Regions from separate parts of the Mus musculus genome. Here region 2 is linked to region 1. Evidence: chromatin loops called from intact Hi-C (ENCODE). Cell type or tissue: heart. All regions are shown on one strand.

Region 1 (5,000 bases):
CTGGGACAGACCAAGGGATCACTCTGCACAGCCCTTCAGAGCCCAAGGGCTGCCTGGAGGAAATGACTTGAGAACACAAGAGCCTGAGATGGAATAGCTGGCTTTAGTTCCCTTCGGTGAGTTCCTGGCAGTGCTGGGTGGCCTGCTTAGGGCAGGAGACACACATGGCAGCAGCCACATTTACCTAGAGGGGCCAGAGCGGGAGTATTTGTCCTTAGAGAGGAGAACCTTGGTCTATCGCCCAGGCTCCCTTATTTATCTCCACGAGAAAGATTATTACCCATAGTTCCAGTGGCCACCCATCTCCTTTATGTTGAACAATGGCCTAAGTATGGAGTAGCTTTCCAGTCCCAACCAGAAGCAAATCCATGATGACCAGAAGGGCGTCCAGGCCTGGGTGGAAGGAAGGAAATCATCAAACACAGCAGACTAATGCTCCTCCCCCGGGGGCACTGAGCATGTCAAGGTGAACTAAAGCCATCCAGTTATTATTTATAGAACCGGTGGGGAGGGTTTGTGGGCTGCTGGGAGGCCTGTGACAGTCGGGCCAGCCCTGGCTTTGTCTGAGCAGAAGATTGTTGGCTGACATTAGAGGAAGTGCCCTGTCCATGCCTCAACAGGGGCAATGCTTGCTCACCCAGTAGGGTGGCTCAGCCAAGTGTGTGGTCATCCTTGGTGTCTATCAACATGGCTGCTCAAGAGAGAAGGTCAAAACGTATCTAGACCAATCTCCCTGACGACTGTAAAACCCTCACACTTGCAGATGGGGCTCCTCTTCTGCAGTGTGAAGACGCTAGGTGTGCCGCTGAGGACCTCTCTACATGTTGCCTAAGAATCATCTGTCTTTGCTTCTCTAAGACAACAGTGCTCCCCATGAGAGGCAGCATGTCTGTCCAAACACCTCCTTGTAGGCCCAGTGCCCGGCATGCAGTATGTGCTCAGTTGCTAATCATGTTCTGATTTTGAGGATATGTCTTTGAAATGTTCAATTTTAAACATTCCCCTCAATGGGGATTGCTTGACAAATTTTCAGGTAGGGCAGTGGTCCTCAGGCTGTGGGGTGTGACCACTTGGAAAACACATATTCCCTATTGGTCTTACAGACCCCCAATCATAAATTTATTTTTGTTGCTACTTTATAACTGTAATTTCCTACTGAGCTGTCTCAGTTCTTAAGACCATCATAAGTGTGTGTTTTCCAATGGTCGTGACCCACAGGTTGAGAACCATTGATTTTGGGCAATGCTCATGAATTTACTTCTTGGGAATGGTCACGTGTCTAGCACTTCATGGCTCTTTTAACTTCATCCTGATGCACCCTTGTGCTTGTTTATCATCCCCAAGGATGCATGAGGTGGGAGGGATACAGATTTTTAAATCTTATAAAAACCAGATAACCTTTGTGATTAACCTGAATGCCTTATTCTTAGAATAAGCACCATTTTAATATTTGTGTGTATGTGTGTGTGTGTGTGTGTGTATGTGTGTGTGTTTTACACATCTGCTGTGTGCCAAGCCCCGTACAAGAGCCCTGAAGTCTCAGCAATGAGGGTTTGTAGTGGCAGATCAGTAGTAAAGAACATTTGTTGCTCTTACAGAGTGTCTGGATTCGGTTCCCAGGACCCGCAAAATGGCTCACAACTATGTAAACCCCAGTTCCAGGGAGTCTGGCACCTTCTCTGACCTCTGTGGTCTCTGTATACATGTGGTAAACTTCCATGCATGCAGGCAAGCAAACACTTGTATGCATAAAATAATAATAAAAAAATAAGACTTTTAAAAGGAGACTCAGCAATAAGAAGTCACAATTCCCACCCATGTCTGAAGCAATGAGCTCTGAAATAAAGGTGTCATTAATGGTAAAAACAAAAACAAAGAGTAAGAGAGATGGGGGGAGGTGGCAGACCTGGCTAAGGATGCAGATAGTGATATCATCTATGATACACAGTGCTCGGCACCATATAGAGGCTTGCATGATAACTCAAGAGTTAATCCTAACCGTCCTGTGATAGAGGGGCTCATATTCTTCCCATTTCATGGATGGGAAACTTGAGGCGTGTGAGAGATTGAATAAATTGCCTATGAATGAACTTGTAAATGGGAGAGACTGCTACTGAGTCTTAGGTATGTGGACTAAAAATAGCAGCAATAATAGTGTCAAAGGATGTGGTGTTTTGATATTTCCAAAAACTACTTTCTTTGATCCGCTCCTAAAGAGAAGCCAAGTATTTCTTAAACAAGCCCTTGAACTTGGGAATCGTTAGAGTGCCTTTGCTTTCCAGCTGGTAGACCTGGTCTGTGGTCCAGCCCCACGCACCCTAAATAGCCTGATATGGACAGAGGGTAATGGTTAAATACCAGTTCTTAGCTATGTGACCTCCAAACCTTTACTTCCCTATCTATAAAAAGAGGGTAATAGCATTTCTGTCTAGGGGGTCTCCTGCCAGCTACTTCTGGTTTCCTCCACACCCATCACACAAAATGAGGCTTCTGAATAGCACAGATGCTGAAAAGGAGCCAACCTGGAAGTCTGTGGGGTGCTCTGAGTGACTGCAGCCATTGTTCCGTGGCTGCGGAGGGCCTCTCCGGCAGGGAGGGCAGAGGGCTCTGGCCTTTGGTGGACATCTGCCTCAGAATTCCTCTGCTCTGCTGTTTGAAGACATCGGCTTTTCCTTCAAGGACTGAGCAAATGCAGTCAGAAGAAATATGCCAGGGAGACAACACGGCGGTTGACTGGAGACTGGATGAGGACCGGATGTAGGCCTGACCCCGGGCTGTGTCCCTGGGGTGCAGCTCGGAGAGACCTCAGGGCCGACATTGCGTTCTCTGTTTACTCAGGGGTTTCCTCCTCGGAGCTGCCAAGGAAGCAGCTCTGTGAGGAAAGGGAAAACACGTGGGGTAGGACCCTGGACCCACACGGGGCGGACTACACAAGCTCCTGCCTGCCTCTATCAGGGAGGGGTGGAATACAGTCCAGCCCCTCCCCTGCCCTGCCTGGGCCAGCAGCATAACATGGGCCCTTGGGGACACTGTCCTCATGGCTACTTCATCCTAGGTGACCTGGTACCTCTTGGGGGGATGGGGAGGGGCCTGTGGGATGGTAAAAGCATGCCCAGAAGCTTGGTAAGGTAGAGCAGGTTGAGACCCGGAAACTTGGTAGGCACACATCTGAGACTTAGGCGACTTCTAGCTCCCTGCCAAATTCCTGGCCTGGAACACGTGCCATATTCCCCACCATAGGTCACATAGTTCTCCATGCTAATGAGGTACCTAGAGGCCTGGAGGGCTTAGCCAATAAACTTCCCTTCCCAGACATTTCTCCCTGCAAAAGGTATTTAATCTCGTGTCCACCCTGAGAAGGGGTACAGCTAAGTATGCATCCAATTTTCCACCATGAACAGTCAATAAACAGTTTAGAACCGTAGACTGAGTCTTTCATCAAGACCGGCTGCGGGGAGCCAAGAAGGCCTCCACCTACAGAGCTGCAGTTTAATTCTCCCGTAGAAGGCCTCTCTGCGCTTCCAGCCTGCCTCCACCAAGCTAAGGACAATCACCACTGGAACAAGGCAGAGCTCCCCTTCCTCAGGTCTGGGCTAGATGCTGACCCAGCCCTCCAGCTCTCAACTCAGTTCTTGGCTCTTCTGTGACTCTCAGTGTGCCTGGATGTCCAAGAGTCAGAGAACCTCATGGTCCCAGCCTCATCACAGGTCTGAGGGCCCCAAACCCTCTCCAGGTTTCCCACATCCCAGACTGTGCTTTCCCACCCCCTGAGCGGTGTCTCACTTCCCTAAAGCCCTGCCCCAGCTCCTGTGGTGTCATGGGATAAGTGCTGTCACACTATCCAAGTTCCACCTCCCCAAAGAGGCTGACTGGGACCCTGGGGTTGGGCTATTATTCATTTGTTACAGGCCCTGAGCTGTAACACGTGTGTAACCAAATACCTGGGATAACCAACTGTCTTAGTCAGGGTTTTTATTCCTGCACAAACATCATGACCAAGAAGCAAGTTGGGGAGGAAAGGGTTTATTCAGCTTACACTTCCAAGTTGTTGTTCATCACCAAAGGAAGTCAGGACTGGAACTCAAGCAGGTCAGGAAGCAGGAGCTGATACAGAGGCCATGGAGGGATGTTCATTACTGGCTTGCTTCCCCTGGCTTGCTCAGCCTGCTTTCTTATAGAACCCAAGACTACCAGCCCAGAGATGGTCCCACCCACAAGGGGCCCTCCCCCCTTGATCACTAATTAAGAAAATGCCTTACAGCTGGATCTCATGGAGGCATTTCCCCAGCTGAAGGTCCTTTCTGGGTGATAACTTCAGCCTGTGTCAAGTTGACACATAAAGCCAGCCAGTACACCAACCTAAGACAGGAGGAGTTTGTTTGGGTTCATGGTTTCCCAGCTGCAGCCCATGAACAGCTTGTGTCATTGCTCTCAGATCTACGGCAAGACACAAACACCAGGACAGAAGGATGTGGCAGAGCAAAGGTACTCATCTCATAGACAGGAGTCAGAGAGGGAAGGAGGAAGAGAGGGAGGTAGGGAAGGAAGAAGGGAGACAGAGAGAGAGAGAGATGAATGAACAAACAAATGAATGGATAGGAGACAATATACTGACCACGTCACCCCTCCAGTGATCTAGTACCTCCAGCTAAGCCCCAGTGCCCGATTGCCCATTCACACCCCTCAGCCGTGTGGCCAGGTCTATGAGGGAATGCTGAGCTCTGCCCTGAACGCCTCATCTCCCCCACAGGTGGAGGCTGCTGACCAATCCTTGTGCAGTGGACCTAGAACTAAAGGCTTCAGTCAGCCTGAGCCTTATGGCCATAATCTCCTATGAGCTTAGCATCCTTGTCATTTCATCACTTTCAAGTAGTGCCCTGGACAAGGGATTGACCCTTTAATACACCAGCCTTCTGAGGGATTGATCACTTCACAACTAAACCATACAAGACTCCTCAGGTGACTTCCCAGAGAGATTATTTTGTTTATTATAAGATCTG
Region 2 (5,000 bases), 79 kb after region 1:
TCAGAGCTTTTTTTCCCTGTGTCTGTTTTCTATGAAGGAGAAAGGCTGGAGCCGAACCAGTGAAACAAAGACGTAAGTTCATCCCCTCTCCCGCCCCAAACCCTTTAATCTTCAGTGGAGTCCCAATTCCAGATCATTTCCACCAGAGAAGTTTTAAAAGCATCCACATGTAATGTCACCGTAAAATATGATAAGATCACCCCCCCCTCCCCGCCGCCGCCTTTAAAGGCAGCACTCATTTCTTAGAGCTTTTCGAGTTTCCATTTCTTCTTCTGTAATTACTACCTATGTCATCAGGAATGGACTCTGAATAATTCTCCCAATTCTCTCTGGTGACTCAAAATGCCCTCCACCTTCCAGCGGTCAAACAGAGCGCAAGTTTCCTTGTAAGATGCCAGCAGCCCCTGTGATCAAGTGAGGGTTGTTTGCTCTTTGGGAACCAAATAATTACCTGTCAGCTTTTCAGGCAACGGGCAGAATCCAGAAAGGTAACAGCACAAGGATATGGGAATCTTTGCAGGACCGGTGGCTTTCCTTCCTTCCTTTTTCCATTTATCCTTTCTTTAGAAGGCAGATAAGGCGGCATTATTGATTGAGGAGTGTGCGCATTAGCTACCATGGCAACGCATGTTACTATTGGCACTGTCCAGGCCAATTAAGTTCGTTTCAGATTGCTGGTGTTCTTTCTTTGGTCTGAGAAAGCCACTCAAGTCAGAGACAGATAAGAATCTTCTGAGCACTAAGTCAGGCTTGGAATGTCCCTTCTGCTGACTTTCCGGAAAACCCTTACAGCGCGCTGTGCATCCTGGGCCTCAAACCGAGCCCTGCTCTGGGCAGGGATCGCTCGTGCTGCTGTGTGCCTCTGCACCTGCTCTGAATACTCTACAGTTAGATTCTTGGCCACCTTTGTTTGGTTCTTTGAGAAAAAAAAAAAAAATCTCCTTTTCCAGGCTTGTTTTTTAACCAGGTCTGCGGCCCCAGTTCTCTTAGCCCTTTAGTGCTAAAGCAGCTTGTCCGTGTGGTGTGATCTCTTCATTACTCATCCATTCCTGTTCCGTCCCACGTGTTCTTTGGTTCAGGGATATTGCCCTTAAGAAATTCATACTTCGTATTAATTTATTTGGAAAAGGACATGCATGGAGGTAGGAGGTAGGAGATAGTTTGTGGGAGCTCGTTCTTATTCCACCATATGTCTCCTGGGAATCAAACTCAGGCTTGACAGGAAAGCGCTTTTATGTCTTGAGCCATCTTGTCAGCCCTGGAAATGATATTTTAATAGATAAGGTAGACAAATTTTAAAAGGCTTTATATGTAAAGGTTTTATATATGGTTTATATATAAAGCTTTTTAAAGGATTTGTATAGGGGGCTTATAAAATTATAAAATTGACATGTGAAACCTTTACATAAAACATCCTATTACCTTTCCTCGGATGCAGATCTCTGGGTTTCCCCTCCTATGACAAATAGTAAAATTCCCCCAAGGATACGTGCATCTCCCCACCTGTGCTTCTTAGTTGGGGTAGGTGTACCACAGATGGGATCCGGCATTGCGTCCCTCTTCACCGTCTTCTCCTCAAAGCATCTGCTCTATTACGGTTGGTTCTGAGTAAGATTGTTTTTGAAGTGTTCCACAAATTATAAAGATGGTTGAAAGCTTATCCGGGTTTTCTGAGGTAAACAGTAACTACTATGCTTTATTTCTACGGAGCCGTGAAGGTGCTAGGGGGATGAGCATCTAATCCAGTCTTGCGGGTGTAGCATGGCTCTGGAAACTCATTCCATAAAAAGTGATTTCTGAATAAGTACAAAGTGGCATGGGGCAATTGTGTCCTCTAGGCAGAGGGCCAAGTGTGTGGAAAGCCCCTGAAGAGAGCAGAGAAAATCTAGTTTCTTCAGAGACCAGGCAAGGGTGCACAATGGAACGGGAGACGGAGGCTCTGATTGGCTCTGTGGATGGTCTCTCACAACCTACCCGGTCACGTGGTTATATGCCGTGGGAGGGTCGTTTGTGCGGAGTGGCCTATGGCTGGAGAGCTGAGCAGAATTGCATACTGCAAAAGTGAGCAGAGGTCACACTGGCCTTCCTGTCCCCTCAGTTTCTCATCCTTTGAGCACTGCTCTGGATCTGGGCGGTGCCTTACAAACCCTAAACTTCAAACCCAGGCCATGAGGCACTGTTGAACTTTAACCCTCATCACTTTCTCAGGACACAGTTCCCACAAGACCCAGCCTGAAAGACTGGAGGTGGCGTCGGGCTGACATCTGCTTTACAGCAATCGGCTGGTTCCCACCAGCTCTGCAGACTCCAAAGCCCCAGTGTTCCTGTACTAAGGACTGAACTTCCACCAGCATTGGAAATAGCAGAGCTTCCCTCCCATTAAGTGTCTTCGGCACCATGATGGTCACAGGGAAGGAAACCTGGGCCCCTTTCAGAACCAAATAACTCAGTCCAGGATCTTTAAGGAATTACCCCTCTCCCAGGGGAGAAGTCATCATGTCCTCTACTGCTTATTATGGTCTTCAAATTGTGGACTGTGACAAAGCAAGTTGGTGTACAGGAAACAACCGCTTCCCTTTTGCTTCAGAGGGCCTAAAAATGTTTGATCTTAGATAAGCCATAAATAATTACATAAACAATTACTCAGCCTTTGCCTTTTTTTCTCTCTCTCTTAATCCTATAATGGTACTTTAGCAATAGCATCAACAACAACACCTTTCCATTTTCACAGTGAATAAAAAAAAAATAGGAAGAAAACTTAAGTCCTCTAAGCCTTGCTTTTAAAAATCCCCTTTGATGTGGAGAAGACTGATGCAGATTCATGCCAGCTCCTAACTTGCTAGCTGTGCCTGAGCAGGCAACTGAGGACTCTCCTCTGACCATCTTCCAAGCCAAGCAATGGCCATCTTGGGGAGTGCTCCCTTGCTAAAGACCATCCAGCTGTACACACTAGCCCATAGGCACCAAGCAGGGCATGAAATTTTCTTCTTAGTATCCAGATACTCCCTACTGCTTATCAAGGCTGCACAAGTCTGGGCAGGCGCTGAGCTGGTAGAGACCAGGGATGATACCATCTATGTGGTTACAAAGAAGCCCTCATCCCTAGTAGATTCAACCTACTGGGGGAGGAAGGCCACACTCCTGTAAGTAGCCCCTTACCTAAGAAAGCCCAGTAAATTAATTGGTTCTCTAGAATAACGTTTGGCAGAATTGTGTCTCAGTTTATCTTTAGAACTTTGAAAGGGATAGATGTTGCTCTATGTCTCTCCTGTGGAAGGAATTTTAGTAACAAGGACAGAACTTTACCAACTATGAGAAGTCTTTGGATTAAAACATGATGTCCAACATGAGCAGTACCTCCAATTACTTCAAATATTCTTTTTAAAAAATATTTTAGGTTTATTTGTTCTATTTTATGTATATGAGTATTTTCCTTTGCCTGGATATATGAGCCTATATCCCTGAAGGCCAGAAGAGGATGTTGGATCCCTTGGGACTTGAGGAATTACAGACAGCTGTGAGCTGCCATGCTGATATTTGGAACTGAATCCAGGTCTTCTGCAAGAGCAATAAGTGTTCTTATCCACTGAGCCATCTCTCCAACCCCACACGCTGTACATCTTAAGTTGGCCATATTCTATGTGTTTTTTCTGTGGGGAGTAAGGACCAAAATCATGACCTGTCATTGTGAGGAATAATTATTTGCCATGTAAGTAGTGATAGCTTTTGACAGTGTTTGGGGAAAAGGGGCGAAGTGGAAACTCCTAGACTCCGTTGTGTCATGTGATGTTTTTCAGGAAGCTGTCTTGTGAAAGAGCAGATAGTGTTTTGCTGGAGCAGATGCTTGAGAGGACACATGTCCCCACAATGTCCCCACAAACGGAGGACACTCTTGCATTAGTTCACCTTGCAATGCTTTGCTGGTCTTTTCTGATCTTTGCTTGTTGTGACTTTATAGAGAAAAAAGCACCAGGCTTGTGCCAGTTTGGCAGAGCCTCACAGTTTCTTCTGGATCAAGACACTGCTATCGACTTATGTTTAAAATTGCCCCCAAAGAACTACTTCTAAACAGGTCCACATCCCCCATTTCCTGTTAACCTTTCTTCTCCCCTACCTTTGGTTGGTGGGCTAGAAGGGATATTGAAGCATTTAAGAACTCTTAGTTCTAATAAACTTCATGAAGTAGGTTTCGAAAAAAATAAGACTACAGGAGAGTCATTTTTTTCACGGAGAATAATAGAGATTACCATGAAAAGAAAGTTTCTGGATTAGAATAACCCAGTATAGTTGCTTTAATATTTAGTATCACTATTATATATCTTTGTAATATTCAGTTTTGTTTTGTTTTGTTTTTGTTTTTTGAGACAGGGTTTCTCTGTGTAGCGTTGGCTGTCCTGGGACTCACTCTATAGACCAGGCTGGCCTCAGAAATCCGCCTGCCTCTGCCTCCCAAGTGCTGGGACTAAAGGCGTGCACCACCATGCCCAGCTTATAATATTCATAGCCACAGAAATACACATTTGTAATTTGAATGTTATGATACTTTCAAATATGCTGTGGTAGTAAAGCTTATTTTACACATGTATCAAGGTATCAAGCTCAATTCTGGAGAGCCCCCATGAGCCTGTACCTTTTGTTCAGCTAGGCTTAGACGCCTCATAATAGTAAAGTCTACAGTATATGTCCTATTTCTGGGATGCTTTTGTGTTCATTCATTAATTACTCCTTCATCTGCTTACATTATTGAACACCTATAAGGGCTTAGCTATTGTATGAAGCATGAGAAACTCAGGATGAAAAGGGCAGGTCTTCACTCTCCAGGAGGAAGGAAACCTAAAATGGAATGTCTGATGAGCTCTGACACAAGTGTGGCCAAGGTGCCAGGGAGTATCAACAGACAGAGGAGGTCCATACAGAGTGACAGAAACCTGCTCTCCAGGGTTCTCCTAAATTGTAAGAAGGATCATGAAAAAAGCAATATAGTGAGGACCAGAAGACTT

Evidence for each region. Peaks named below come from ENCODE experiments on the same cell type or tissue, not always from the same donor. Only the 100,000 strongest peaks of a DNase experiment are listed, where the experiment ranks them.
Region 2: it touches region 1 in a loop (6-fold over the local background); 5 of 42 quality-filtered maps call a loop at or near these places.

The regions. Positions count from the first base shown.
Region 1 is chr2:71,670,588-71,675,587 of GRCm38, forward strand. No RefSeq gene overlaps it. Among named protein-coding and RNA genes, the nearest start is that of Gm36909, 17 kb to the left of the region's middle. In heart, no CTCF peak of the experiment used is centred here; DNase peaks (open chromatin) are centred at 4, 494 and 2,824; H3K27ac peaks cover 3,286 bases.
Region 2 is chr2:71,749,560-71,754,559 of GRCm38, forward strand. It overlaps Gm17250 (a long non-coding RNA gene), which reads right to left and starts at 946. Exons shown (of 5, transcript XR_866415.1): 1 at 452-946. In heart, no CTCF peak of the experiment used is centred here; DNase peaks (open chromatin) are centred at 1,902 and 2,422; H3K27ac peaks cover 1,545 bases.